2 separate regions of the Homo sapiens genome follow, and region 1 is linked to region 2. The links are chromatin contacts, found by Hi-C or POLR2A ChIA-PET in ENCODE. All regions are on one chromosome and are shown on one strand. The core of a region is the stretch at or near the end of the contact, and the rest is flanking DNA. Distances in the headings are between cores, read along the strand shown.

Evidence for each region. A loop is a pair of places that touch in the nucleus more often than their neighbours do. ChIA-PET counts read pairs that join two places held with the same protein, here RNA polymerase II (POLR2A). Pooled maps may share reads with other maps.
Region 1: a map of tibial artery shows a loop between it and region 2 (2.3-fold over the local background). The contact joins two enhancer-like sites. A Hi-C loop is called at or near these places in 2 of 168 maps with a recorded cell type or tissue (ascending aorta and tibial artery) and 1 of 50 pooled maps. POLR2A ChIA-PET finds 5 or more read pairs at or near these places in 2 of 52 experiments (WTC11 and activated naive CD8-positive, alpha-beta T cell).

Annotation. Positions count from the first base shown.
Region 1 is chr6:13,096,389-13,099,741 of GRCh38, forward strand. The region is part of intron 5 of PHACTR1 (phosphatase and actin regulator 1); the gene reads left to right. Among named protein-coding and RNA genes, the nearest start is that of TBC1D7, 230 kb to the right of the region's middle. Within about 2 kb of position 1,266, at least 2 of the 41 ENCODE cell types and tissues checked have a DNase peak (open chromatin) inside an H3K27ac peak, as active enhancers do.
Region 2 is chr6:13,025,090-13,028,844 of GRCh38, forward strand. The region is part of intron 4 of PHACTR1 (phosphatase and actin regulator 1); the gene reads left to right. Among named protein-coding and RNA genes, the nearest start is that of TBC1D7, 300 kb to the right of the region's middle. Within about 2 kb of position 1,667, at least 2 of the 41 ENCODE cell types and tissues checked have a DNase peak (open chromatin) inside an H3K27ac peak, as active enhancers do.

The DNA of each region.
Region 1 (3,353 bases), core at 16-2,515, 71 kb after region 2:
ATTAGAAATCGTTGGGCAGCCATAGCGGGCAAAGCTTCTTACATTTGTGTCTTCTTTTCCACTCTTTAACCTTGGGGAAATCATACTTGGGAAGCTTCTTAGGAAAGCAAATCAAGTGTTGGTGACACTGTGAGTACAGATTAATATAATATTAGTAATTACACTTGGGAGGCTGTGGACACTTGAAAAATATGTCATTTTGTCCTGTAGGGAAAAGAACAAGTGCAAAGACTGAGGATGTGATGAGACTCAGGGAATTGAAACTCGTGAAGAAACTCCAATGGTCTTAGTTTTCTGTTTGTCTTTAAAGCATTCTGATTTGGATATGTCAGCATAGTGACAAATTTATTTATTAAGCATAGCTTTCGCAAGTGTTATTTTTAAGGAAAGTCTGTGTGTCTAGAGATGCCAGGAAAAATAACAAGGAGAGATTGGATCTATTCTATGAATAGTTTCAAGAGGCATGTAGCTTCTCCCTCCTGTCGTGCGTGACTTCTGGAATACAGAAAGAGCTTTTAATTGCATCTGTGTGCAATAAGAAAAAACAAAGGTGACATAGAAAGGCAGCATAGTATAAGTTTTTAAATGTATAGTGAATAATTAATCTGATATTAAAAAAGAAGAGGACTCAAGCTCTCTGTTACTATAAACATTAATAAGGTGGAGGATAAATAATTGGAAACATAATGCAAATTTTGACAAGTCAGGTTTACACTCTTGTTCCAGGACAAAGTTAACTCCTTGTAACCCACACAATTATAGACAGGGTCAGTTTGAATTCCCTTGAGGCTCTGGCATTCTAACTAAGGAATACTATTTCTAGATCTTCAAATGGTCTACTGGTTTTATGTTTTCTATGGAAAATGGAAAGCATTGTGCTTACTTAAGGTGGATATATTTCTTAAAAAAACATTATTCTTGTTGATGCAAATCAATTCATGTCTTGGCCTCCTGCCCCCACCCCTCTTCACCTCCTGCCCCTAGTTCCACCAGAAATAGTATAAAGGAATGCTTGTATTCTAAAATAATTCATTGTGGTAATTTATTTTTGTTGTTACACTGATCGTGAGAGATTTGTAGTAGTATTCTGACATTTTCTTGATTGTAAGAGCAGAGGAAAAGTTATTTTACTTTTGAGCCTTACAAAACCATTTAACTTCATGCAAGGAAACTAATTTAAAGCCGAAGAATGCCCCTCTTGCCCTGGCTAACCATCTAGCCTGTCATAGAGCAGTTAATAACCAGATTCCCATTCAACCATGGCACATTGCCCTACTGCAAACTTGGCAGCCTCAGTGGGGCCTCCATACCACTTTAGCCATCCTATTATGTTTGTCTAGAATATTCACTTTCCTTTTGTACCCAGAGACTTACTCCTCCTCTAGTATCCCCAGGTCTCCTCCTTTCCATTTTCAATTTCCTACTCCCATCCCCACTATATGATTTGGCCTTAGGAGCCTAATATAGAAAACAGCAGCCCTCAGACAGGAATGCCCCCAACTTCCCACCGTCTAATCTACCTTTTATCTGGGTTGCTCCTCCTGTTACAATAGAAGAAATGTCCCTCTGCTTTTTAAAGATTAGCATGTGTCCTGTTCTCCCACCTACTCAGAATCCCACATCCTCTCCTCTCTCTTATGGATCTCAGTTTTCATTTATTACTAGATCCTTCCTCTACTCAGTCAAGCATACTGAAGCACCTCCCATGTTAGAAAACACTCCTTTGACTTTATGTTTTCCTCTGGCTACTAGTAGTTTCACCTCTCATCATGGAACTTCTCAAGTTGCTCACTGCTTTACTGAAACTGCTCTTGTAAGGTCCACACCCTCCATGTTGCTACTTGAAAGATTTCCTCTTACTTAGCATCCCAAGAATATTTACCCAATTGAACAGTCCTTCTTATTTAAGGCCCTCTTCTCTTGGCTTCTGTTTCACTGTGCCTTCCTGTTTTTCCTTCTCTCTCCCTTGCTACTCCTCCACCTCTCCCCAACCTCTACCTGTTACATCCCTGTGGGTTGCTATCTAGGCCTTCGCTTTGGGACTCCCTCTTTTGAGGATTTTCATCACACACTTGGCTTCAACTATCATCTACCAGCTGATACAACCCAAGTTTATATTTCCAACAGGATTTCCTTCTAAGCACCAGACCCCTACTTGATATCCCTAGTCTGTGTTGTGAGGACCTCGGATTCAAGATGGCCAAAACTAAACTCATCATTCACCTCCCAGACCTGATCCACCTTCTGTGTCTCCTTCCTCCGTAAATGGCCTGACATCCACTCTTTCACTCAGAATGAAAAAAGTAATTCTGAACACCTCATTGTCTACCACCTCTCACATCCAGTCAGTCTCTAAATCCTGCTGATCATAGCTCTTAATTATTTCTGGGATGTGTTCACTTTTTTCTAATTCCAGTGACTCCTTCCTAGGCTATCCAATAAGATAGCTATCCTAGGCTATCTCTTGCCTGAGCCATCACAACAGCCTCCTATCATCTTCCTACATCCACGTGGGCAACTGCAATCAAGTCTCTGCCCTGTAGCCATGGTAATGGGATAAAAGCAAAAACATAGTCATATCATTTCCTCTTTAATACACTTCAGTAACTTACAACACATGAAGTCCTTGATGTGGCCTATTAGGCCCTGCCTGCTTCCCTGGCTTGGTCACTCCAGCCACACAGCCACCTCAATGCTCTGTGTTTCCGGCTCTGTGGCCTCTGCATGTGACCTCGCAGTCTTCACCTGGGTAAAGTCTTAGTTATCCCTTCCATCTCTGTCTAAATGTAACTTGCTCAGACATCCTCTGAATTAAATCAGGCACAATTATCACAGTTGTTCATCATGCCTTTTAGTTTCCCTCGAACTTTTCTCCATTCACCATCATATGTCTCCTCTTCTGATGATCTAACGTTTGTCACCTCCAGTAGAATGCAAGTTGTAGGCTGTCTGTCTGTTGAGTCTTACACATTCCTGGCATGTGGTGGATGCCCACTCACAGTAGTCAAGTGAATCAGTGAGTGAGTGATGAATAGGAACATCCTCTGGAATGGACTGAATTCTCTGGTCACTCAGACTGGCTCTTTTAGAGCCACTGATGGTGGGACAGGCTCCCATTCCCATGGGGTGCAGCTTGCTTGTGAGGTAGAGTGTTCCTGTTTTCATCAAAAATCACTCCCAGTGGAGATACTCTGTGGGTGTGGATGTGGATGTGGGTGTGGGTGTATACCCTTTTACCTCTAAAGAGTGTTTCATCTTGAAGAATTCTACATGAACATGAAAGATAACTTAGGTAAAATCCAAACATAACTACATTGACCCAATAAAATGACATTAACTTGGAATGTTTCAAC
Region 2 (3,755 bases), core at 417-2,916:
TACAAAAATACAAAAATTAGCCGGGCATGGTGGTGCGTGCCTATAGTCCCAGCTGCTTGGGAGGCTGAGGTAGGAGGATTGCTTGAGCTGGGGAGGTTGAGGCTGCAGTGAGCCAAGATTGTGCCACTACACTCTAGCCTGGGTGACAGAGCAACACTCCGTCTCAAAAACAAAACAAAAAGCAAAAAAGAGTATCTATAGTCAAGAAATAAAAAGTAAAGAAACATATAATAGAAGAGTTATTCTTTGGAAAAAGAAAACTTAACAAGCATCTTGGAAGACGCCCATATACAAACCAGATAAAAGGGAGATTGCTCTGGTTTAGGCCAGATGGGCAGGCCTCCCCTGACATAGTGCCGCAGAGTCCTGGAATTTTTCAGAACTATAGTTTAAAAGTTGTTCCCTGCTGTCCTCCATTTAGATGAGATACACTGTATTGTAGGGTGGCACTTGCATCTCTAGAATATAAGTATCACCTCATAATAGTGGACATTATACCCCAAATTTAATTCTAGGAAGACGACATCTAATAGAATAACCTGTGATGTAAGTCAGGCATAACCAGATAAGTCATATATTATTTGTGTGTGTGTGTGTGTGTGTGTGTGTGTGTGTGTGTGTCTGTGTGTATGGGTGTGTATGGAATGTCCTAGGGCAGAGTTAGTTTTGGAAACATGTATGTATTGGCTAAAGAATTACATTACATCATATAGAAATTGGTAGGAATATAACATTTTTAGATTCAAATTATTTCCAGAAGAATGTTTAATCTCATGCCAACGTGAATAATCACCTCTTTAAAAAAAGCAACTGCTCAGAATGAAGTTGGAACAGTTGTATAGTCCCTGTGCTCTCCTCTTAACATTGTTGATGGTTCCAAAATGCACCCCTGGTTTTATAAACAAGAGTTGAGGACCAGACAGGAATGACATTTTGCTTTTAAGCCATAATTATGACAGATGGGTCAGCGTGCATTGCTAACTCCAAATACATAATTAGCCATAATAAAATGGTACAAATTTGCTTTGAAAATATCATAGCCTAAATCGCAGTCAGATTTAACTGGGAGAATTTCCACCATGATTTTAGAAAGCAAGTATGGCTTATTTTTATTGCAGAAATCTAAGAGTGCAATTCCTGGCAGTGTTTACCAGAGAGAAGGAATTAGCAGCCTCTGGAGAGGGTTAGGAAAACAGAGCGCCCCTGGGAATCAGGCTCTTAAGTTTCAGTTCCAGTAGCCTCCAAACCAACTGGGCTCGGACAGGTCATTCAGTCTCCCTGTGTTTTAAAATTCTGTGATATTTTAAAATTCTCTGTTTTCCTTCTTGCAAACGGGGCCCAGGTATAGGAGGGTCAAGCTTTTTTTCCAGAGGGTCTTGAAAATATGTAGGAGGTATCTGGAGACTTTTCACAAACAAAAAACACAGGGAGTCTTGTGCTTTTATATCCATAGTGCTGGCTTGTAGAGAGGGAGGAAGGAGACGGATTTCTCTTTTCTTCCCGTCTTCTCCTCTCTGTTCATGGTGGTGGTGGGTGGGAGAATGGAGGACCAAACAGGCATGTATGTGTGATTCACAGGGTGGGAGGATGATAGCCCTTTCATCTCAAGGTGAAAGCGCAGAGGGAGCCCTAGAGCTAGAGGAACAGATGGCAGCGTTGTTGCTGCTACATTGCTTCTGGGTGTGCATGTCCTCACCCCGTGCCCAGCCAAACCTCTTCAGACTGTGCAGGTCACAGAGTAATGGCCAGCTCTAAAGATCAATGTCCTGAAGGCTGCTCTAGACACCAGAGTACCTTGCTGATGGCCAGTCCCCTGTCAAAAAAATAAAAATAAAAATAAAAAATAAAAAAAATAATAACAAGTCTGCATGTCTTAAGCAAAGGTGGTTGGGCTGAGGTTTCTAGGAAGTACAGATCCTTTTCAGAATTCAGTCCTCTGCAATACAGCTAAATCCATAGGTATCACAGAATTTTAAAAATGAACAGCTGGGTCTATGACTTAGGGATATAAGGGATTAGAGAGGATTAGGGACTGGTTGGGAAGTGGGTGGGGAGAAAGAGGGTACCGGGTACCGAGTACCTGCTCCTTTGGTCTCTTGCAAATGCTCTCTTACTTTGCTTGCTTAAGGATATTCAGAGTCACTATTTGTTGGGGTTTTTTCTTTCTTTGTCCTGCAAAAGTTTAAATTAGCCTTATTGCTTGTGAGAAAATAATAATTTTCTGCCTAGTGTTTAAATATATTGAGGTCAGTACTGTTGTATCCAGTCCAAGGTGATAAGGCAGAAAAGACAAGTTCCTTCATTTGTCTTTTATGCCAACGGGAAGTGTGGTCTGGCTAGTCCTCGGGTCCATGTTACTGCAACAGAAACCAGCAGAAGCTGTGCTCTTCCTACCAACACTTCTCAAGTTAAGGGGGCTATGTTGTGCTTCTTTGCTATTTAGTGTCCCAGAGCAGCTCTGATTACACTGTGAGAAACTATAATTCAAGTTCTATGGTTCAATGTTGAGGTTTTTGCCAACTTCAATGAGATGTTTTCCAAAATGTGTTCCACCTAACACTTGCTGCACAGGATGGTAACAATAATATGTGGAATTTTTTTTTTGAGACAGAGTCTCACTCTGCCACCCAGGCTGGAGTGCAGTGGTGCAATCTAGGCTCCCTGCAACCTCTGCCTCCTGGGTTCAAACGATTCTCCTTCCTCAGTCTCCCAAGCACCTGGGATTACAGGCATGCGCCACCACACCCAGCTAATTTTTTGTATTTTTAATAGAAACGGGGTTTCACCATGTTGGCCAGGCTGGTCTCGAACTCCTGACCTCAGGTGATCCACCCGTCTAGGCCTCCCAAAGTGCTGGGATTACAGGTGTGAGCCAACGCGCCTGGCCTGATATATGGATCACACTAGGGTGGAAAACTGAGCGGAACAAAGTTAAGCAAATGTTTTTGTCTCAGAGCCCCTGGTGTGAAAATGTGCATTGGTAATCTCTAAGAACAGGGTATAGATGCTTCTTTACCCACATGCATTTTATCACACATATGTCTTGTTTTTTGTTTGTTTGTTTGTTTTGCAGAGTGCCACAGGTGACTAATGTCCTAGAGGAAAATTAATGTGCTGCGTTAGAATCTTCCAATAGAAAGTACTGTATTGACTGACTACATTCCCACTTGTGAGAGATAAAGAAACACACACTGAGATTCCTTTGTGATTTGTTCTTTTCTACCAGAAGCTATTAGCTTGAAACTATAGCATAGTAATTGAGAAGAAATGTTTCCACTGTTGCTGGACATACTTATTCAGTGATTTTTAGTTAACAGAGATATAAATGCAAATTAAATTATTATATCAATCATACTTTTGCTTCAATCAATCCAGGAATCAGGAGCTTCCTCTTTTCCATAGCAGGCAGTATGACAGAATGATAGGGCAGGGTTGATGCTTCTGGAGACCTTGTGATTGCAATGCCTGGAATATTTCGGGTCAGCGTTTTTCAGGCTGAGGACTGTTGACATTTTATGCTGGATAATTCTTTACTATTGGGGAGTGTCAGGTGCGTCCTGTACATTGTAGGATGTTTAGCAGCATGCCTGGACTCTACCCACTAGATGCCAGTAGCACCCACCTCCCATTTGTGGCAACCATAAGTATCTCTAGACCTTGCCAAATGTCACCTTGGAGACAAGATTGCTCCTGAGTTGAGAGCCACTGAATAAGGAGCAAGGTGGGTACTGCTGACCACGAGTGAGTTCACCAAA